Linked DNA regions of Homo sapiens: all the other regions are linked to region 1. A link is a loop called in an ENCODE intact Hi-C map of the cell type or tissue named here. Cell type or tissue: heart left ventricle. All regions are shown on one strand. Each heading gives the region's core, and the rest is flanking DNA. Links, peaks and the distances in the headings are about the cores only. Region 1 has its middle 15 kb from the start of RIMKLB. Region 2 has its middle 16 kb from the start of LINC00612. Region 3 overlaps A2ML1-AS1 (A2ML1 antisense RNA 1). Region 4 has its middle 24 kb from the start of PHC1. Region 5 overlaps A2ML1 (alpha-2-macroglobulin like 1).

What was found. A loop is a pair of places that touch in the nucleus more often than their neighbours do. Peaks named below come from ENCODE experiments on the same cell type or tissue, not always from the same donor. Only the 100,000 strongest peaks of a DNase experiment are listed, where the experiment ranks them.
Region 2: it touches region 1 in a loop (5-fold over the local background); 59 of 110 quality-filtered maps call a loop at or near these places.
Region 3: a loop joins it to region 1, with 2.5 times the contacts of the local background. A loop is called at or near these places in 14 of 110 quality-filtered maps.
Region 4: a loop joins it to region 1, with 12 times the contacts of the local background. A loop is called at or near these places in 87 of 110 quality-filtered maps.
Region 5: it touches region 1 in a loop (2.6-fold over the local background); 29 of 110 quality-filtered maps call a loop at or near these places.

Annotation. Positions count from the first base shown.
Region 1 is chr12:8,680,315-8,684,972 of GRCh38, reverse strand. It overlaps a transcript of RIMKLB not described here. Among named protein-coding and RNA genes, the nearest start is that of RIMKLB, 15 kb to the left of the region's middle. In heart left ventricle, for the core only: CTCF peaks have their summits at 2,745 (motif pointing left) and 4,225 (motif pointing left); no DNase peak of the experiment used is centred there; H3K27ac peaks cover 704 bases.
Region 2 is chr12:9,047,183-9,051,840 of GRCh38, reverse strand. It overlaps a transcript of KLRG1 not described here. Among named protein-coding and RNA genes, the nearest start is that of LINC00612, 16 kb to the left of the region's middle. In heart left ventricle, for the core only: a CTCF peak has its summit at 2,107 (motif pointing right); a DNase peak (open chromatin) is centred at 853.
Region 3 is chr12:8,778,000-8,782,657 of GRCh38, reverse strand. The region is part of intron 1 of A2ML1-AS1 (A2ML1 antisense RNA 1); the gene reads left to right. It also overlaps a transcript of RIMKLB not described here. Among named protein-coding and RNA genes, the nearest start is that of LINC02972, 7.9 kb to the left of the region's middle. In heart left ventricle, for the core only: a CTCF peak has its summit at 2,054; no DNase peak of the experiment used is centred there.
Region 4 is chr12:8,888,319-8,892,976 of GRCh38, reverse strand. No RefSeq gene overlaps it. Among named protein-coding and RNA genes, the nearest start is that of PHC1, 24 kb to the left of the region's middle. In heart left ventricle, for the core only: CTCF peaks have their summits at 2,024 and 2,223 (motif pointing right); no DNase peak of the experiment used is centred there; H3K4me3 peaks cover 548 bases.
Region 5 is chr12:8,858,197-8,862,854 of GRCh38, reverse strand. A2ML1 (alpha-2-macroglobulin like 1) reads right to left here. Exons shown (of 36, transcript NM_144670.6): 27 at 1,900-1,974; 28 at 1,558-1,720. Among named protein-coding and RNA genes, the nearest start is that of A2ML1-AS1, 29 kb to the right of the region's middle. In heart left ventricle, for the core only: a CTCF peak has its summit at 2,201 (motif pointing right); no DNase peak of the experiment used is centred there.

The DNA.
Region 1 (4,658 bases), core at 311-4,310:
TTGCTTTCCTATATATCAGTGATGAGCAAGTGTAATTTGAAATAAACACAGGCTGGGTGCGGTTGCTCACGCCTGTAATCCCACCACTTTGGAAGGCCGAGGTGAGCAGACTGCCTGAGCTCAGGAGTTCAAGACTAGCCTAGACAACGTGGTGAAACCCCGTCTCTACAAAACATACAAAAAAACTAGCTGGGCGTGGTGGCATGCACGTGTAGTCCCAGCTACTTAGGAGACCGAGGTGAGAGAATCACTTGAACCTGGGAGGTTGCAGTGAGCCGAGACTGTGCCACTGCCCTCCAGCCTGGGCAACAGGGTGAGACTCTGTCTCAAAAAATAAAAGTGCTGGAACAACTGGACATTTACATGAAAAAAAGAAAAAGAATCTACACAGTAGACACAGACCTTACACACTTCACAAAAATTTACTCAAAATGGATCACAGACCTATATGCAAAATGCAAAAGATACCACTCCTAAAAGATAACATAGGAGTAAATTTAGGCCGGGTGTGATGGCTCATGCCTGTAATCCCAACACTTTGGGAGGCGGGGGCGGGTGGATCACTGGAGCTCAGGAATTCCAGACCACCCTGGCCAACATAGTGAAAGCCCAGCTCTACTAAAAATACAAAAATTAGTTGGGTGTGGTGGCGTGTGCCTGTAGTCACAGTTACTCGGGAGGCTGAGGAAGGAGAATCGCTTGAACCGGGAGGCAGAGGTTGCAGTGAGCAGAGATGGTGCCACTGCACTCCAGCCTGGGTGGCAGAGCGAGACTCCATCTAAAAAAAAAAAAGAGAAAATTTAGATGACCTTCAGTATGGCAATAACTTTTTAGATACGACACCAAAGGCATAATCCTTTGAAAGAACTTAGAGATAATTGAGAACTCAAATTCATAATTTGACTTCATCAAAATTACAAACATTGGTGGGGCGCAGTGGCTCAAGCCTATAATCCCAGCACTTTGGGAAGCCGAGGGGGGTGGTTCACTTGAGGTCAGGAGTTTGAGACCAGCCTGGCCAACATGGTGAAACTCCACCTCTACTAAAAATACAAAAATTAGCTGGGTGTGGTGGCAGGCGCCTTTAAGTTCAGCTACTTGGGAAGCTGAGGCAGGAGAATTGCTTGAACCCGGGAGGTGGAGGTAGCAGTGAGCCGAGATCGTGCCACCACACTCTAGCCTGGGCGGCAGGAGCGAGACTCTGTCTCAAACAAACAAACAAAAAACCAAAATTACAAGCATCTACTTTGCTAAAGAGAATGTCAAGAGAATGAGAAGACAAGCCAGACCGGGAACAAATATTTGCAAAAGACACTTCTGGAAAAGGCATATTATTTAAAATAATACAAGAACAATTAAAAACAACAATTTAACCTAAATTTTTAAAATGGGCAAAATATCTGAACAGAAACCACATCAAAGATATACAGATGGCAAATGGGCATATGGAAAGGTGCTGCACATTATATGTTATTGGGGGCATAAAAATTAAAACATAAGATACCACTATGCCCCTATTAGATTGGCCAAAATTCAGAACACGGACACCACCAAATGCTGGGGAGGCTGTGAAGCAACAGAAACTCCATTCATTGCTGGTAGAACATAAAATGGGACAGCCACTTTGGAAGACAGATTGGTGGTTTCTTACAAAACTAAACATACTCTTACCATATGATCCAGCAATCATACTCCTTGGTATTCATCCATAGGAGAGGAAACTTAGTGCCCACACAAAAACCTGCACATGAATGTTTATAGCAGCTTTATTCATAATTGCCAAAACTTGTGGGCAATCAAGACGTCCTTCAGTAGATGAAGGAATAAATAAACTGTGGTATATTCAGACAATGGGATATTAATCAGCAATAAAAAGAAATGACCTATCAGGCCTCCAAAAGACATGGAGGAACCTTAAGAGCATATTACTAAGTGGAAGAAGTCAATCTGAAAAGTCCACATACTGTATGATTCTAACTATATGACATTCAGGAAAAACCCAAAACTATGGAGATGTTAAAAAGATCAGTAGTTGCAGGCCGGGCGCGGTAGCTCACGCCTATAATCCCAGCACTTTGGGAGGCTGAGGCCGGCGGATCACCTGAGGTCAGAGTAAGACACCAGCCTGACCAACATGGAGAAACCTCGTTTCTTTTTTTTTTTTTTTTTAATTTATTTATTTTTATTTTTATTTTTTTTTGAGGCGGAATCTCGCTCCCTCCCCCCCGGCGGGGCTGCAGTGGCGCGATCTCGGCTCACTGCCAGCTCCGCCTCCCGGGTTCACGCCGTTCTCCTGCCTCAGCCTCCCGAGTAGCTGGGACTACAGGCGCCCGCCACCACGCCCGGCTAATTTTTGGTGTTCTTAGTAGAGTCAGGGTTTCACCGTGTTAGCCAGGATGGTCTCGATCTCCTGACCTCGTTATCCGCCCGCCTCGGCCTCCCAAAGTGCTGGGATTACAGGCGTGAGCCACCGCACCCGGCCATTTCCCAGTAAATTCTTGACTCCTTGACTGACTCATCATTTTAAAATATCAGTACTCAACGCAGTGCCTGGCATTGAGAAGGAAACCGACTATAAATGAAGTACAGGTCTTAGTTATTAGGAGCCTTTCATCCTGTCAGGCATAGTTCAATATTCTTGCTACATGAACTATATTAGCAACCAACGGGAAGTGTAAACCCCTTGGAAAGAAAAGCAGTTCGACGACAAGACTCTGGAGGTTATTTGTTGCCCTCTCGTGTCCCGATTTAGGAACTACATGTTCTTCCCTCCACTTTGAAGAATTCTGATTCCTTTAATTTTATGTGTTTTTTAATGCATGTATTGTAAGAAATACACTTGTTTCTTTACACCCTCACACAGAACACTTTTGACACCAGATGTGCGAGTTTTTTTCCCCACACTGACCTATTCTCCAACACCAGCTGGGTGTCCTACAATCCAACTCAATACTGACACTATCTACCTGCAGTCAATGTCAGATCCCACAAGTTTAGAGCTGAGTCCCACAAGACTGCTCCCACCCAGATGCCAGTTGAAAGTCCCGGTACTTCCGACTGACCAGCTATAAATTTGGGGGTTCCCATGACCTTCTCCTTGAGTTCCATCATTTGCTAGAATGCCTCACAGAATTCAGGAAAACATATTACTTACCAGTTGATTATGGAAGATGAACAGCCAGGTAAAGAGGTCTGCAAGAGTCCTGAGCACAGACAGGGGCTTCTGTCCCTGAGTTAGAGTACACCACCCTCCTAGCAGGTGGAAGCAGCCCACGAATCCATAAACCCGGAAGCTCATCAAGACCCACTGTTCATGAGTTTTTATAGAGCTTTATTTCCAGCCCCCTCTCCAGCCTGCTTCCCGAAGGTCAGTGGGTGGGGCTGATAGTTCCAGTCCTCTTATCCCTTGGTCTTTACGTGAGCAGTTTCATCCGGAATAGGAGCCACACCTTACGTCATGCATTAACGTAGCACAAGTTCAGGTGTGACTGATGGTTACGCAACATCAGGGGCTTGTTGTGAATAACAAAAGACACTCTTATCACTCAGGAAATTCCAAGGATTTTAAGATCTCTGTGACAGGAACCAGGCCCAAAGACCAAATGTATTTCTTATTATACCACACTTATTCAACATATTTTTTTTTTGTACAATTGTTTGTTTACATTGGCAGCAGCCCTCAAAGCACTGGTATATGAAGACCAGAACCGCCAGACACAGTGGCTCATGTCTGTAATCCTAGTACTTTGGGAGGCGGAGGAGGGTGGATCGCTTGAGCTCAGGAATTTGAGACCAGCCTAAGAATGGTGTCCCTATGCTATGGTGAAACCCCATCTCTACAAAAATTAGCTGGGCGTGGTGGTATGGACCTATAGTCCCAGCTACTTGGGAGGCTGAGGTGGGAGGATCATTTGAGCCCAAGATTGTGCCACTGCACTTCTGCCTGGGTGACAAAGTGAGACCCTGTCTCAAAAAAAAAAAAAAGACCAGACCTGAAGAACAGCAGCTCTGACCCCAGGAACAAGGGGCTTGTAATACACAATGCTTCATTGTAAGTTTGTTTCCTTTAGATGGATCTTTTAGATGTAGCACACAAAACTTTTTAGAAGACCTTTCCGTAATAGATGAAGGTCAAGGTCACACATTAAAATCTGCCGTAATTGGCATTTTGCTGGGAATGAGAGTCCCTGGCTGTCTCAGGAAGATCTCTAGCGACGCTTTTCATCTTAACTGAATGAGGCAGTGCCCTCTGCAGTCCAATAACTTCAATGCCTGAACCCAGACAGTATAGCGGTGTTACAGGAAAGGGGTCCCCATCCAAACCCCCGGAGAGGGTTTTTGGATCTCGCGCAAGAAAGAATTCAGGGCGAGTCCACAGTGCAAAGCAAAAGCAAGTTTATCAAGAAAGTAAAGGAATAAAAGAATGGCTACTCCAAAGACAGAGCAGCCCCGAGGGTGACTGGTTGCCCAATTTTATGGTTATTTCTTGATGCTATGCTAAATAAGGGGTGGCTGGCTGGGCGCGGTGGCTCACGCCTGTAATCCCAGCACTTTGGGAGGCTGAGGCAGGCGGATCACGAGGTCAGGAGATGGAGACCATCCTGGCTAACATGGTGAAACCCCGTCTCTACTAAAAATACAAAAAAAGATTAGCCGGG
Region 2 (4,658 bases), core at 172-4,171, 370 kb before region 1:
GAGCAGTTCTCAATTGGGGCCTATGCTAAAAGAGTTAGACATGGTTTAATGTTGAAAAGTCAGGACAGTGTTGATGGCAGTGATAAAAAGTGAGGCTAGAGAAATCAGTTGAGACTCATTTATCAAGCGTGTTAACAGAAGTTTTCATGTTATTTTATAAGTAATGGTCTTAGGGGATTTTTGGGGGTGTTGATTTTCCCGTATGCAGACAAGTGAAGGGTGAACAAGACAAAGATGAGCTATACTAAGCGTTAGAACAGCTCAGAGGAGACCTGCAGTGGCTAGCTCTCTGTAGACAGGTTGTCCTGACGTCTGCCATCAACAGACAGGAAGCGTGGAGAGGATTGCTCCTCTCCGCAGCTGGCCTCCTGGAAAGGGTTGCTCGCCTCTGCAGGTCTCTGAATCTCTCAGCAGAGAGGGTAGTTCCTCTCTGCAGCTGGTCTTCCCATTGTGTCATCTCTGTAGACAGGTCATCCTGACATCTGCTGTCAGCAGAGAGGAAGCCCTGGAGGGGGCTGCTCCTCTCTGCAGCTGGCCTCTTGGAAAGAGTTACTCCTCTCTGCAGCTGGTAATCCCGTCTCTGGAAGTCTCTGAAGCTCTGAGCAGAGAGGGTGGTTCCTTTCTGCAGCTGGTCTTCCCATTGAGTCCTCTCTCCGTTCTCTCCATCCTATCTTGTTCTGGCTGAGCCCAGGGCTTTTATGGACCTCGGAGGGGAGGAAGTGTGTGCCGATTGGTCCATGGGCACCATGGGTGGGCAGGAAGAGGCACTACAAGTCCCCACTCCAGTTGGTGGGACTGGCAGCCTGGCCCCCAGCCTTCAGGCCCTTCCTGATCTGAAGGTGGGGCCTTACTGGGGGCCCGCCCCCTTCCTCCCAGGACTCTGCCTCCTGCCACCATTCATGGCTCCCAAGTCCTCATTCCAAGATCCAAGCCAGTGCCAGGAGCAGAGAGAGGCCAGGCAGTGGAAGCAGACACCCCTGAGCTTGCGAACAGGAGTGTGGGAGGGACCTTCCTGGGCCCATGAGGGTGCACACTGCAGAGATGCCCAGGTCCTGCGCCAGGGGAGCTCCCACCTCGCCAACTTGAAAGGGGGGAGGTTCCCACGTGTCCCTGGCTCCTGCCTGCTCCGTGGAGCGCGAGGCCCAGGTCTGCAGCTGAGGATTGGGCAGCTGCAGCTGCACCCAAAAGAGCAGATCCTGCCTACTCCCGGCCCCCTCCGGGAGCACAGGGAGGCTCATATCCACAAGCGCATTTGGGCGGCTGTAGCCCCACCCAGGAGGACGGGGCTCCTGCCTGCTTCATAGAGCAGGAAGCCTGGGTCTGCAGCTGAGGTTTGGAGGACTGAGGTTTGCAGGGCTGCAGCAGCACCTTGGGGAGCCCCCACCCCAACTCAGAAGAGGCGAAGCTCCCACTGGCTGCATGGGGCATGATAGCAAGCAGCCACTGCCATTAATAGGAAGCTAATGAAATCTTTTAGAGACAACACAGCGGCAAGATCAGATTTTGTTTAGGATGATAACAAGTGGCAGAGCTAGTGTGAGAGAGACAGGTGGCAAGGAGATTATTACAGTCATCCTTATTTCTCATGGAAAATTTTCCTGAAAAATGGGCTATAAGGATATTCCACTTCTTAAAACTGTATTTCTTACCGCTTAGGGAGAGCCAAAATGCTTTGCACCAATGTGACACGTTTTAGACCAACTGAAAGTCTACAAAGAGCTCTATTTTAATAATTAAGTCTACTGTAGATTTCAGGTTCAGCTTCCTACGAAGATTTTTTTTCTGAAGTTTATTAAAATCAATAATTGACACTAGGTGGCAAGTCAGGATCAACAATTACTGTGTTCCCAGCGTAGTTATGCATCTTGATTTGAAGTGAGGAATGGGGGAGTACTATGATAAGGTTAGACACAGACTAATAGCATTCTGAAAGACATATACTGATACATAAGACACGTATAGCATATATCAGATTCATGCCCCAGATACCGAGCAGTATTATTTTCAAATACGTTTTTTATATGCTTCCCCTACACTTACTTGTTCCTGTTTGGATGGCTTAGCAGAAGCTCCAAGATGCCCCTTTCATATACAGTAATAAAAGATAGCCACAGGGTGGCAGCAAAGGTTAAAAAAGTTGAGTGCTGCTACTTCATTAAAAATCTCGTAAAAAATAAAAATAAAAATAAACTTAGGCAATGGGAACAGAGAAGAGAGGAGTAAAATAACCATAGAAACCTGAAATGAGAAGATAAAATAAGGTACTAGCACAAATCATCCTTATCTATGGGCAGAATTGCATTCACAACCCTGGAAATAGCTGATTTTTGCTTTAAGTTTTATTTTCTTAGAAACAATGTATTCTACAAGAAATACCACATCCCTTTATTTTTTGTAAATAAAATATGACTCTAAACCCCAGCTCCATTGGACTGACAGGAAATTTATCTCAGACATTTTGGGTCCTTCCTACCTGGTGACCAAATACAGGATCAAGATATGGCACCCACTCCGCCACCGGCATCTGTCTGTAGTCCACATGACCATTCTAGATCCACCACTCTGTGGCCACATTGTGGGCCCAGAGGATAGGAATCTTTGACCAAGAACAAGCAGCTGGGCCTGGAACCCAACCTTCCAAGTGCTCCATGCAGACCTTCCTTCTGAAGCCCTGATACTTACTCAGAGAGTACCAGAAACTAGAGTAGGTCCCTGCTCTGAAGGGACTCACTGACCTTTCTCTGTCCAGACTAAAAGAATCATTTTAGCCTGGGGAAAGTCCCTCTCAGCATAAACTTCTGTCTCTTAATTGGCTTTCTTCCTTCTCAAATTCTGTTTTTCTCTTGTTTGTTCTTTTAAAATCAAAAGCCAGGTAACCCTGCCCCAAAGGTTCAACTCCTTCAAGATTTTTTACCTAGCCAATCATGTAATCTGTGAACAAAAACAGTTTCATTTCTTCCTTACCAGTCTGTATACCTTTCATTTTATTTTCTTCTCTTATTTCATTAGCTAGGAATTCCAGGACAATGATGACTAGGAGTAGTAAGAGTAGACATCCCCGTCTTGTTCAGGATTTGAGGGGAAAGTATCTAGTCTCTCACCATTAATTATAACGTTAGCTGTAGATTTTTTGTAGATGTTCTATATACAGTTGAGTTTGGAGAGTTTTTATCCAGAATGAGTGTTGAATTTGTCAAATGCTTTTTCTGTATTTACTCATATGACCAAAAGTTTTTTTCTTTAGCCTGTTATATGTGATGGATTACATTAAATGATTTTTGAATGCTGAACTAGCCATGCATATCTAGAATAAATCCCACTCTTCATTGCACATAACTATTCTTACACATTGTTGGGTTTGGTTTTCTAATATTTTGTTGAGGATTTTTGGATTTTTGTTCAGTAGAGATATTAATCTGTACTTTTCTTATCTTGTATTTCTCTAGTTTTGGTATTAGGGTAATGTTGTTCTCATAGAATGGGTTAGGAAGCGTTTCTTAGTTACTTGTTTTCATTTTTATTTAGTTCAACATATTTTTTAAATTTCTCGTAAGACTTCTTGGGCCTATATGTCATTTAGAAGTATGTTATTTAATCTCCACATATTCTGGAATTTTCTAGCTATCTTTCTGTTATTGACTTCTAATTTATTTCCATTGTTTTCTGAGCACATACTTTGTTTGATTTCTATTCTTTTAAGTTTATTAAGTTGTGTTTTGGAACTAGGATATGACCCATCTTTAAGAATGTTCCATGTGAGCTTGAGAAAAATGTGTATTCTACTGTTGTTGGATGAAATATCCTGTGAATATCAATTAGCACCAACTGATTGATTGTGCTATTCAATTCAACTATATGCTTACTGGTTTTCCTTCTGCTGGATCTGTCAGTTACTGATAAATGGGTATTGAAGTCTCCAACTATAATAGTGGACTTGTATATTTTCCCTTGCAGTTCTATCGGTTTTTGCCTCCACATATTTTGACCGCTGTTGTTAAGTATACAAAAACTCAGGATTGTTATGACTTCTTGGAGAATTGGCCCCTTTTTCCTTGCTCTAAGATGTGATTTGTCTGAAATTAATATAGCTACTTCAGCCTTATTATTATTATTAGTGTTAACTTGGCATATTTTTCTCCATCCTTTATTTTCAATCTATCCTTTATATTTACAGTGAGTTTTTTGTAGACTACATATAATTGAGTCTTGTTTTCTTATCCACTCTAATAGTCTGTCTTTTAAATTGATGTATTTAGACTATTCACATTCTAATTAATCATTCATATATTTAGATTTAATCTCTACCTTATTTTAATTGTTTTTTATTCATTTCCCTTGTTCTTTGCCTTCTCAGATTTTAACTGAGAAATTTATATTATTTCATTTTGTCTCATCTCTTAGCATATCAATTATACTTATTTCAAAAAAACATTTTCAGTGCTTGCCTAGAGTTTGCAATATACATTTACAACTAATCTAAGTCTGTTTTCAAATAACACTACACTGAGTCACAGGTGGTGCACATACCTTATAAGAGAGAACAGCCAATACCTCACTCCCGTCCCTTATAACATTCCTGTCACACCTTTCACATGTCTATAAGTTTTATTGCTACTAATAATATTTTGTTGCTACAAATCTTTTGAACAAACTGTTAT
Region 3 (4,658 bases), core at 443-4,442, 98 kb before region 1:
TATTACTGTTTTACAAGAGCAACCTTATTTCCCAAATTTATTTGACTCTCCTTCAGGAAAAACTATTCTAACTCCCTGGAAATTGTTCTCTCTAGTGAGTGAACAGTCGCAAGTTCAATTTATAGGTCCATAATATTTTCTACTTAATTAAGATGCTGACACCAAAACAGCCAAAATGTGCTTCCTTTTCTAATCTGCAAGTTTTGTGACTTATTTTAGACAGCTTATGTTAAATATATATATGTGTGTGTGTATAAAACCACAAAGATGTCTCCGTACTATTACTCCTTAGCAATCCTATAATAAAGACAATTATGCTGCATTTTAGTCAGAAAAATTGTACCAAAAGAAAAAATCTAACAAAAATTCCTTGTAGAACATACAAAATAAAACAAAATTATTGTGCCAATATGCCTAGACAAACAAAATTCAAGTTAAATGCTCTCTTGTGTTCCAGGTTAACTTAACAATAAATTACAGAAAAAAACAATTTTTGATTCAGATTAAAACTCAAGTTTATCATTTTCTTTCAGTTCTAAAGCATTAAAATTTTTATATAGTAATCAAAATTACTGTTCTGTCACCCAGGCTCAAGTACAGTAGAGAAAGAGTGAGACCCTGTCTCAAGGAAAAAAGGAAAAAAAAAAAAAGCTGAAATAAGATAAGAACCATATGCCTTTCATTTCTGTCCAACTGATCATACACAGCTTGGTTGCCAGAAACAACAGATACTATAGTTAAATAAGTAGTTGGGTGAATAAACAGGTCTGCATCTTATAAATTTAATTGACATTTACATTCTATAAATTTAATTGAAATTTACATTCTTTAATTCTAGAGAACTTCAAAGTATCATTTAATTTCTATTCAGTCTAGTCAAATTCTAATGAAGAATGCAAATGAAAAGTGGGGAGAGAGGGAGGAAGAGAAAGACAGACATGCACACTCTCTTAGGAAAAACAGGCAGGCAGAGATGGAAAATGGCAACATCGGATAATTAAAATTCAGGACTGAATGTGAGAAAAAGCAGCTTACAAACAGACTTGGATAAGGGAGAGGCACAAAGACAGGGAGAGATAGAGGAACAGGGGAAAAGCCCAGCCAGATAAGCAAGAGAGAAAGGTGAACAGGCAGGGTGGAACTGATGGCAGAGTGGAACATGGCACAGTGACAAAGAAATGGGTCTTGACCTAGATAGCCAGCTGGAAGAGATCACGCCACCCTCAGTAATTTTTTTTCCAATTATACTCTTTGTTATCTCCCAAAGCTCCCACTAAAAAGGGAAGAATCTTTTAGTTTTGATTTTTATTTATTTGAGATGGAGTTTTGTTCTTGTTGCCCAGGCTGGAGTGCAGTGACTTGATCTCCACTCACTGCAACCTCTGCCTCCTGGGTTTCAAGCGATTCTCCTGCCTCAGCCTCCCGCGTAGCTGGGATTACAAGTGCCCGCCACCACGTCCAGCTTATTTTTGTATTTTTAGTAGAGATGGGGTTTCTCCATGTTTGCCAGGCTAGTTTTGAACTCCTGACCTCAGGTGATCCACTCTCCTCAGTCTCCCAAAGTGTTAGGATTACAGGCGTGAGCCACAGTACGTGGCCAGAACCTTTTATTTGTATAAAATGATTAACAATGCATATTTTATTTATCTTGCAAATTAAAAACATTCAGATTTACTGTCCACATAATTTTGCCATAATTAAAGGTCACATATACCAACATGCTGAGGAGAAAAATCCTAATTTTACATACTATTAGTTATTATTCAAAGTAAAGAATGACAGTTTACCAGTGAGGTCAAATTCAACGTTAAGGCAAGGACCTACAGGCATTTATGATTACATGCCATAGTACCAATCATATAATTTATATAACATTGCTATCAGACTAAAAACACATTCTTAGTTAAAGATAACTTACCATTTAGAGTCAAAATGCAGGAATCTTAGTCCTGTTTCCATTTTTGTCCCCCTTGCTTCACTTGGTATGTCATGCTCTATCTCTTCTCCTATGCAGACTTTAAGTCAGTAGCCATCAATCTGAAGAATTCCTTCCTCTGCTGCCACCTACCAGTTTAGTTGTCTGCTGCAGCAGAAGGGTATATAGAAAAAGTTCTTGCTTACCATTCAGATTAAATAAGAAAAAATTCCTTTGTTTAACATTTCGTATTTTTGCACATACACCAACTTTTTAATGTTTCTCCAAGACCTTCCCTCCAAAAATAAAAAACAAAAATCTCAATCACATAAAATCAAACACTGTATGATCCATGTTCATGCTAAGCTGGGAAAATTTCCAAAAAAAGTAGAAAGAAAGTGGTAAGATTTAGCCACTCAGCAGCTGCCACCTCAAGAAGCCATTTTCTTGTCTGTTTCCTTCTTTACCTACCCCTACAACCTATGAACAAATACCATAACTTAAAAATTTAGGTAGTCTACAACTCCTACAAATTTTAAGTTCAGAGACTACCCAAAGAACTGTGGAAGATGCAGCAATATAAAAGTTTTTTAAAGTAATTCTAGAAACTAAGGGTGTTAGGTGCTTTACCTGCTTGAGTTTTCAATGTTCTGGACTGCTTATTGCCCAATGGCTCTGAATACATTAAAACACGAACACATACGCCACCTACATTTAAAATAGGGTAGCATTTGTATGCCCATATAAGCAGTGGGTATATTTTTTGCAAAAGAGTAATAAATTCATTAAGTCTTTTAAAAAGGACTGACCATAGATGCACATTTCCTCAAACTGTATACATACATACATAAAAGAATTAGGGGAAAAGGGGAGACAGAATGACAAATGTAATAGCAGTTGTAGAACTGGGCATCAACACAGCATAAACGTCTTCTGTTTGTTCAAATCCTGAGATTCATTTCTATTCCCATTCTTTTTGTCATCTAGGTCTATGTTTCAAATTTATTCTACATTAGCTATTAAGGGACAGTCTCCAGTAAATGAACTAGAAATAGCAGTAATGGCTTGTTTTTGTTCCACCCTCCCACTGCCTTCATCAAGATAAAAATATGTAGTTTTGCCAACTTTAAAAAAATCAGGAAATAAAACAAATACTGACATAAGCACCAAAGACTAGTCAACAGTGGCACTGAAGTGACATTGCTTCTACTTTCTCATTCCTTCCCCCGATCTCAAACCCCACCCTTTGACCTCTGTATATGGGATGAGCCTGAGCAGGAGAGTTGGTGATGTCAGGACTGCGCCGTTCCCACGGATGCTCCTAGAGGCCTGCTGTGCTTCTGGGAACTGAGGCACAGGGATGTCTGTCTGACTGAAACCTAAAACAACAACAGTTCACCCCACCCCTCATGTTCCCAAACCCCACAATAGCAGCCAGGTATATATGCTATATAAGGCTCACCTAATAAGTTTGAATATGGTAAAATCTAAAAGCAAGATCATTCTTAACAAGTCAGTGGTATTCAAACAGGCAGCTGACTGGAGGTTGTTTAACTCTCCATGCCTTATACAATCACATAGTCTGTATGCTCTAATGTTAGCCACTCTTGCTGAGTACAAGGCTCTCCTGAATGAGCCTTTTTTTATTTTTTAGTATACATCACAAATTCTTGCATGAGTGCAGCTGGAAGTAAATTCCAATTCAAATTCCCTCTGTTAGTAAATTCCAATTCAACAGATAAATATTTTTGTCTTAAGATGCTTAAAGGGAATGACTGTCCTTATAAGAGTCAACTGAAGCACAGAACAGGTTAATCACTTATCACATGTCTTCCTTCAGCTACAAGAAATGGCATTACACGCCAAGAATTCCTATTCACTAACTAGTGACTTGCTGGATGTACAGCCTCTTTGGATAGTACGTCCAAAGCCACAGGATGAAATTATGCAGAAGTCTATCTTGAAAAGGTCCTGATTACTTTCACTAAAATTCTACCTATTAGAAAGATGACAATATCCCAAAATAATAAAAGCTCAGAACTAAAACTTTAGGAAGTATAGGAGAAAGGAAGAATGGGTAGGTAGACTGGGGTAAAGACGGAGGAGAGGATAGTTTAGTTTATTACCTAACAGAAAGGCTATTAAAATGGACGAGTTGTAGTCCTATCCCTGACATTTTATGTCCTTGGTTAATGTGCTTAGCCATCTTGTGCTTCAGAAATGTCCTCCTATCTGTTCAAACCTGTAATTTTTGAAGGTTTAAACCATGATTTTCTGATAATCTCAAACTGCTCACATCTCCTTGTTAGAACTAGTATCTTAGAAATGCTAAAACGATTAGTTCTGAAATCACATTGCTCCTAAAAGAACTAAATTTTTTTGTATTATCTTCGTCTTACTATTCCCTTTCACTTTTATAAAGTCACAGAGAGAAGCACTAAGGTAAAATGAATGCTATGTTGAGTTTTTACCATATATATAACCTAGAGCCTAATTTTACCTTTCAAAACTCTAGTTTTCCATACCTGTCAACTCCTAATTGATGTCTTTATACTGTGAGCTCACTGTGTATTCGGAACACCAACCCCTGAAAAAGCTTAAGCCAGAGTAGCACAATGGAAGAAACAAACAAACCCAAAACAAAAACAAAGCCAAAAAATTCACACTCTGAAATACTTAATTATAGACATATATGCAAGAAATGGAGTCATCTAAATGGCTAAACAAAATTCCCAAGTCTTGA
Region 4 (4,658 bases), core at 177-4,176, 210 kb before region 1:
TCGCACTTAATGAAGGCCCCTCTGCTGGCCTTCAGATTTCAGTGCTTATGGAATAATTATTTCTGTCCCCTGCCACTCAGCCCTGTACTCTGCTTTGTGATGGAAAAGAGGAAACCAGGAATAAGAAAATGTGCCCCACAGATTTTGCCAAAACCATAATCTGTTAGATAAATTGCTGAGAGGGAAAACACTAGAATACCTCAAACGGTAATTCCATTCAACACAAAATACGTAAATATACGTACTTTGGGAAAGTACATCACATATCACCACAGAGCAAACGCTGTTGGATCGCCATTATTTAAGGAATATCTCATACTCAGTTTCTGGATTTCTGCAACAACTGGTAAAGGGGAAAATATCACATTTCTTAAATTTATACATGTATAGGCTGGGCACGGTGGCTCACACCTGTAATCCCAGCACTTTGGGAGGCCGAGAGGGGAGGATCACTTGAGGTCAGGAGTGTGAGACCAGCCTGGCCAACATGGTGAAACCCTGTCTCTACTAAAAATACAAAAAAGTTGTCTGGGCTTGGTGGTGGGAGCCTATAATCCCAACTACTTGGGAGGCTGAGATAGAAGAATCACTTGAACCTGGGAGGCGGAGGTTGCACTGAGCCGAGATCGTGCCACTGCACTCCAGCCTGGGTGACAGAGCAAGACTCTGTCTCAAAAAAAAATAAAAAGATAAAAATAATAATAAAAGAAATTTATACATGTATAGTTGAATAAGCACAGAATATCTCTGAAAAGATATACCAGAAACTGAGAATTAGCCAAGCCCCACCCACACACTTTACTGCCTACATTAGCTTGACTTTGCTATTCTACTGTCTTTACCAACAAGACTTTAGTATTTCAGGAAGCCCTTGCCCCAAAAATAAAAGCTGTAATGGGAATGGGTAATGGGTACAAAAAAATAGAATGAATAAAATGTAGTATTTGATAGCACAACAGAGTGACTCTAATCAATAATAATTTAGTGTGCATTTTAAAATAACTAAAAGTACAATTGTATTATTATTTTTTCTTGAAACAGAGTCTCACTCTGTCACCCAGGCTGGAGTGCAGTGGCTCAGTCTTGGCTCACTGCAACCTCTGCCTCCCAGGTTCAAGCAATTCTCCTGCCTCAGCCTCCTGAGTAGCTGGAATTACAGGCGCCCGCCACCACGCCCGCCTACTTTTTGTATGTTCAGCAGAGATGGGGTTTTGCCATGTTGGCCAGGCTGGTCTCCAACTCCTGACCTCAAGTGATCTACCCACTTCAGCCTCCCAAAAGTCCTGGGATTACAGGCGTGAGCCACTGTACCTGGCCTAATTGTATTGTTTGTAACACAAAGGATAAATGCTTGAGGTCATAGATATCCCATTTACCCGGATGTGATTATTACACATCACACGCCTGTATCAAAACATCTCATGTATCCCATATACCTACTCTGCACTCACAAAATGAAATTTTTAAAAACTTTTTATTTCCATAGGTTATTGGGGCACAGGTGGTATTTGGTTACATGAGTAAGTTCTTTAGTGGTGATTTGTGAGATTTTGGTGCACCCATCACCCGAGCAGTATACACTGAACCCAATTTGTAGTTTTTTATTCCTCTCTCCCTTCCCACCCTTTCCGCCCAAGTCCCCAAAGTCCTTTGTATCATACTTATGCCTTTAATTTTTTTTAACTGAAAAAACTTTTTAAAATAAAACTTTTAAATAATGTTATTGTTCATTTCAGGAATATCCAGACAACGTATTTTAAATTGCTTAGCTTTCCAGTACAGTTATCAAATGATTATTCATGCTCCAAAACTTTTTTAAGCCCTCACCTTGCTAAATCATGATCCGTACCCAAACTTAATCAGAGCCCTTCACTGAAAGACCCACCTTAATCCAACCTAGAACCTCATAAATATCCTCCCTTTGCCCTCCCCTCCCAGATGCTGCTCAAGTTTCCGCAAGGCGGTGTGCTCCCTTGCTAAGACATGAATAAACTCCAGCTTTGCCTATCTGTGAGATTTCGGGTGGTGTATTTCAGGGCGCTGACATTTGGCAAAAGTAATAGTATAGGTTACATCCGAGGAGGGAACTGAGAGAAGAAATGTGGAAGGTGTCTCTTAGGACCTTTGAATTTTTACGTGGGCGTGTATTGTCTATTCGAAAATAAATGCTAAAACAAAACAAAAAGTTTAAAAGCAGGACACCATTGTGTAATCTCCTTTCTGACCAGAAGGTGGCGCCTCCACCTTTCCTGGGGCTGGGGAAGGGGAAAGCTGTAGAGAGGGGAGAAAGGTCCCAGTGAAACAACAGGGGCCTACATTGAGAGTGGAAATTTTACCTCCTGGCAAGAAAGGTCCAGAATCTCTCTTCACAATAATAGCTAATATTTATTGAATATATATTAAATGCCAATTAAGATTTTTAAAACAGGCCGGGCACAGAGTCTCAAGCCTGTAATCCGAGGACTTTGGAAGGCTGCAGCCAGTGGACAGCTTAAGTCTAGGAGTTTGAGAAAAGCCTGGGCAACACGGTGAAACCCTGTCCCTATTTTTTAAAAATAAAAAATGAAAGATTTTAAAACAGCATTCTTCTTTTTTTCTTTTCTTTTTTTTTTTTTTTTGAGACGGAGTCTTGCTTTTTTACCTAGGCTGGAGTGCAGTGGCGTGATCTCAGCTCACTGCAACCCCCGCCTCCCAGGTTCAAGCAAATCTCCTGCCTCCCAAGTAGCTGAGATTACAGGTGTGCACCACCACTCCAGGCTAATTTTTATATTTTTAGTAGAGATGGGGTTTCATCATGTTGGCCAGACTGGTCTCGAACTCCTGAGCTCAAAGTGATCCACCTGCATCAGCCTCCCAAAGTGCTGGGATTACAGGCGTGAGCCACTGTGCCCAGGTTTAATACAGCATTCCTAAGGTAAAATTGGTATACAATAACAGCACATATTTAGTGTACAATCTGATGAATATTAACATGTATTCAACCATGAAACTATCACCATAATCAAGATAATGGAACATATCACCCCCAAAGCTTTCTTGTGCTAATTTGCAATCCCTCCCTTCCTCCCTATCAGTTTTAAGTACTTTACGTAGATAATTTTATCTTCACTACCACTCTTTGAGGTATTATCACTCCCATTTTACCAAGGAGGAAACTGAGGTATAGTTAGGCTAAATAAATTGCCCAAAGTCATTCAGCTAGCAAGATGTAGAGCTGTTATTTGAACACAGGCTGATTGACACTAGATACACACTACATCAGCAATTTTCAAACTGGAGTACATGTATCTCTGGGGTGTACAAAGCCTTTCCAACATGGACAGGGCTGAAATTTCCAGATTTTGACTTCCAGATGCAGTCTCCATCTTGACACTTCACCAAGAATGTTCTCTACGTGTCAAAGCATCTTCTTTCCCCTCTCCCTGCTCACTTTACAAAAGGTTACTGCAACTCTCATTCCTTCCATGGTATGCTGTTCTAGGGCACACACATACACACACACACACACATACCCCCTCTTGACCACCAAAGATAATTTGAAATATTGTCACTTTGTGTAGATAAAGTACTTTCATGAAAAATCTTTTTGGAAGTCAAGATTTATAATTCTTTCAACCAAATTAAAGGAGCATCTAATCAAGTTGAGTGCTGATAAATCAGTTTTTGATGAAAGATTATTATAAGGTTTTGGTATATAACTTGAAAGAGTTCACAAAATTCACTGGCATTGCTAAAGCTAAATGCCTTCTACTCTTATTTATATGAGTGAGATTTCTCAAATAATATACCTGAAGAAATTAAAAATTGGAATACAATTAATCTTGATTCTTGTCTCATTCTAGAAATAAGCAAATTATGGGCCAGGCATGGTGGCCCACACCTGTAATCCCGGCACTTTGGTGGGCAGATCACTTGAGGTCAGGAGTTCGAGACCAGCCTGGCCAACATGGTGAAACCCCATCTCTATTAAAAATACAAAAATTAGCCAGGCGTGGTGGCAGGCGCCTGTAGTCCCAGCTACTCAGGAGGCAGAGGCAGGAGAATCACTTGAACCCAGGAGGTGGAGGTGGCAGTGAGCTGAGATTGTGCCACTGCACTCCAGCCTGGGGGACAGAGTGAGACTCCATGTCAAAAAAAGAAAAAAAGAAATAAGCAATAATCATCTGTGAATGTATGCACTAATATATTATTGGATAATTGAAAAAAATCCCAACCACATTCATGTCATTAGAAAATGTGCTTCTAGTTTTTACTTTTTATTATGTGTAATATTTTTTGGCCAGGTGCAGTGGCTCATGCCTGTAATCCCAGCATTTTGGAAGGCAAGGCGGGAGGATCACTTGAGGTCAGGAGTTTGAGACCAGCCTGGCCAATGTAGTGAAACCCCCTCTCTGCTAAAAATACAAAAATTAACTGGGTGTGGTGGCACGCACCTGTAATCCCAACTACTAGAGAGGCTGAGGCAGGATAATTGCTTGAACCCCGGAGGCGGAGATTGCAGTGAGCCGAGATTACACCACTGCACTCCAACCTGGGCAACAGAGCAAGACTCCGTCTCAAAACAAAAGAAGTGATATTTTTTAACTTCTTATTTTAAAAATGTGTGCTGTTTTGATCCAATATGTCTAATTGTGATGTTAACTCAATCCACAAGAAGC
Region 5 (4,658 bases), core at 234-4,233, 180 kb before region 1:
ACAGAAGGGCAATCTAATTGGAAGAACGTAACAGGAAACGTGAGCTTGCAATACAAGATAATGGAAAAGAGATCATCACAATAAACCAATACACGGTGGAACAGGTGTATTTAACCCATTGTCTCGGACACACATTTCATGACTGGAGTTGCTTAGACACAAGAGAAAAAACTACCTGACCCCCTGTGAGAGGACAGCTCAGCCATGACGCTCATATAAATGAAGGCTGAGACTGCACTTCTGCCTGGAAGAATAATTTTAAATACACAGCCAGATAAATGAAATGCATTAAAATTTTATTTACAAGATCTGTCATACTTCAAATAGTATTCTAAATATATTTAAAGTGGTCCAGGCCAGGTGCAATGGCTCACGCTTGTAATTCAGCACTTTGGAAGACCAAGAGGGGCGGATCACTTGAGGTCAGGATTCTGAGACCAGCCTGGCCAACATGGTGAAACCCCCTCTCTACTAAAAATACAAAGATTAGCCAGTGTGGTGGCGGGCACCTGTAATCCCAGCTACTCGGGAGGCTGAGGCAGGAGAATCACTTGAACCCAGGAGGCAAAGGTTGCAGTGAGCCAAGATTGCACCACTGCACTCCAGCCTGGGTGACAGAGCAAGACACCGTCTCAAAAAAATAAAAAGTAAAATAAAAAATTTAAAAAATATTTAAAGTGGTCCTACATCAAAGCACTTTCAAAGATCTCCAAAAGGGTGATTCCACAATGCCAATATATTTTCCGACTAGCTTCTTCAATGTAGTTTCTCTTCACATTAAAAGTATAAAAATGTGGCCAGGCATGGTGGCTCACGCCTGTAATCCCAGCACTTTGGGAGGCCGAGGCAGGTGGATCACCTGAGGTCAAGAATTCGAGACCACCCTGGTCAACAGGGCGAAACCCCTTCTCTACTAAAAATACAAAAATTAGCTGTGCATGATGGCACACACCTGTAATCCCATCTACTCGGGAGGCTGAGGCAGGAGAGTTGCTTGATCCTGGGAGGCAGAGGTTGCAGTGAGCTGAGATCACGCCATTGCACTCCAGCTTGGGCAAGAAGAGAGAAACTCGGGCGTGGTGGCTCATGCCTGTAATACCAGCACTTTGGGAGGCCGAGGCGGGTGGATCATGAGGTCAGGAGATCGAGACCATCCTGGCTAACACGGTGAAACCCCGTCTCTACTAAAAATACAAAAAATTCGCCGGGCGTGGTGGTGGGCGCCTGTAGTCCCAGCTACTGGGGAGGCTGAGGCAGGAGAATGGCGTGAACCCGGGAGGCGGAACTTGGAGTGAGCCGAGATCACGCCACTGCACTCCAGCCTGGGCAACAGAGCAAGACTCCGTCTCAAAAAGAAAAGAAAAAAAAGTATAAAAATGCCCTTTGAGCACTTGCGTGTGTTTCTCACAAACCTCCCAACAATAATTTGATGACTTAATAACTGTTACTAAAATGAATCCTAGAGTACATGTGTGGGACAGAGGTTACTAGGGAGATTATAGATAACTCACAGCTTATGTTCACAATTTCAAAGAACTCTCAACAGGACCAACATACCTGAGATGATAGCCTGTTGATCTAACTGTTTAAGGAGAATGTTTCTGATGTCCATTTCCCCAGCCAGGGAGAAAATGTAAGCCAACAGGGCCTGTGTGTAGAGGTTGGTCGTGGAGGTGGCCGAATTCTTGAGACACCGTAGACCCTGACTCACCATTGGGTCCTAAAAAGTGAAGATGAAGACTATAACTTATAAGGCATTCCTTTAAAAATGGCAAGTAATCAGGAAATCATCTTATCCTTCTTGACCTTAAAAGGGTGACTAGAGACAAAGATGGGTGAATGTCTCTAGGAATACGCATGAGAAGGAGGGTATCAAGAGCAGGAGCCAGGAGAACTTACATCTACATCCTTTCCCATCTCCAGCAATGCAGCTGTGACATACGCAGTCAAGGAGACCTCATCATCAACACCACCCTAGAGGCAAACAGGGAGGCAGTGAGTCAGGGCAGCAGGCAGCAGCTGCAAGAATTATGTGCAGATTGCAAAACAGCCTCCCCTCTGAATAGATGAATAATTTTTAAAAAGAAAAAAGAAAAGAAAGCTCTTTTTTCCACAGGCTTTCTGCAGCTCCAAGCCTCCAGGACACACAAAGAGGGAACAGTTTGGACTTCATAACTGCACAGCCTTAAACAGCCTGCAGGAGGCAGCATGTGGACTTCAGCTGAGTGGGTATTTAAGAAACCCAAGAGAAGGAGTTAGGAAGGGTAAGAGCTTTAAAGAAGGGAGGAATAAGGAGAGAATCTGCCGCATCACCGCATCTGAGCCTCCTCACATGCAGCTCCCCTCAAGCAGCACAATACCCAGCCCTTCTCCAGCAGAGATTAGGTGAGACCTTCCCTGCTTATCGCCTTTCCCAGAAAGAGCTAAGCAAATTTTTAAAAATATCTACTCAAATTATTATCCTCATTCTATAAATAAGAAAACAAACACTTAACAAGATTAAATAGCTTGTGGTCACGCACAGTGGTTTATGCCTATTATCCCAGCTTGAGGCCAAGTCGGTGGGGAGGATCGCTTGAGCTCAGGAGTTTGAGGCCAGCCTGGGCAACACGGTAAAACCCCAACTCTACAAAACCTGCAAAAATTAGCCAGGTGTAGTGGCACGTGGATCCGTGGTCCCAGCTATTCAGGAAGCTAAAGTAGGAGGATCATCTGAGCCCGGGGAGGTCAAGGCTGCAGTGAGCCATGATCGTGCCACTGCACTTCAGCCTGGGTGACAGAGTGAGACCCTGTCTCAAAAAAATGAATAAGTAAATAAATAAAAAGATTAAATAGCTTGCTCACGGTTACATGGCTCATCTGCAGCAGGACTGGAATTTGAACCCAGGACATTTAACTCTGGAGCTCATGTGCCACACCACTAACCTTGGCTACACAGAGGATGGATTTCTCAATGGACTGGCCTGCTCTCAAAAGAAAGTAGGAAGAGGCTGGGCACGCATAGGTCACGCTTGTAATCCCAGCACTTTGGGAGGTCAAGGCGGGTGGATCACTTGAGGCCAGGAGTTCAAGACCAGCCTGGCCAAACATGGTGAAACCCCATCTCTACTAAAAATACAAAAAGTAGCCAGGCATGGTGGCACATGCCTGTAGTCCCAGCTGCTCAGGAGGCTGAGATCACTTGAACCCAGGAGGTAGAGGTTGCAGTGAGCTGGGATTGCGCAACTACACTCCAGCCTGTACAACAGAGTAAGACTCTTGTCTCAAGAAAAAAAGAAAAGAAAAAAAAGGGAAAGAAGGAAGAATACCTCTGAGATCTTGCTCTAGTCAAGTCCTTTATCTTAGTAGAGACAGGGTTTCAGACTGGTCTCTAATTCCTGACCTCATGATCCACTCGCCTCAGCCTCCCAGAATGCTGGGATTACAAGCATGAGCCACTGCGCCTGGCCCCCACGCATATTTCATACAGTGTATAAGAGAAGAAGAAGACAAAAACTTAGGGGAGACTAATAAGATCCTGCAGAGGAAGACTAATGAATCCTATAAATAGATTTTTTTTTTAACACTCAAGATTTTTAATCCTTGCCCTGGAATAGCAATGTAAGTGATCTCTCTAGAAAAGTTTATACAAGTCTTTCTTGCACTGAGTGTGTCCTGAATTGAACAAGTTATCCTGCAGGATCTACGCCTCGCCCTCTGCTTGGGACAGGTACAGACAAGGTAGTGAACAGAAGAAAGCAGTGCCTCTGGAGTGCAACTGCCTGGTTCAAATCTCAGTCCTGCCACTTATTAGCATGCACCTTGGGCAATTTACTTAGTCTCCATGGCTTAGTTTCTTCATCTGTAAAATGGGATTAATAATGGCATACCAATACCTAGCTCATTGATTTGTTGTAAACATGAAATAATATCAAATAAACCACGTGCCTAGAATAGTGCCCAATAGAGTAAACTTCTTACAAAAGACGTTGGGCTGCCTACTAGTCCTCACCACAGGAAATGGCTTTCCCAGATGGATTTGGTGACACAGTAAGAGGCCCAGAGATCTTTTAGTCCAGTAGTATCAAATTTCAGTGTGTATCAGAATAATCAGGAGGGCTTGTCAAAACACAAATTTCTGGCCCACCCTCCCAGAGTTTCTCATTCAGTAGGTGTGGGCTGGGAGTCAGAATCTGCGTTTCCAACAAGTTCCCATGTGATGCCAATGCTCCTGATCTGGGAACTATGCTTTGAGAACCATGTTCCAGTCCACATTCTCTTTTTCTTTTTGAGGCAGGGTCTCACTCGGTCACCCAGGTTGGGGTGCAGTGGTGCAATCACGGCTCACTGCAGGCTTGACCTCCTGGGTTCAAGTGATCCTCCAACCTCAACCACCCAAGTAGCTGGGACTACAGGCATGCACTAACAAGCCTGATTAATTTTTCATATTTTTTTTGTAGAGATGGGGTTTCACCATGTTGCCCAGGGTGGTCTCAAACTCCTGGGCCCAAACGATCTGCCCGCCTCGGCCTCCCAAAGTGCTGGGATTACAGGCATGAGCCACTGCACCCAGGCTTCATCTGTATTCTCATTCTACAGACATGAAAACTGAGGCCCAGACCAGCTAAGCATTTTGATCACGGTCACCCAGAGCCACAGTGGAGATCAGGAGAAAACTG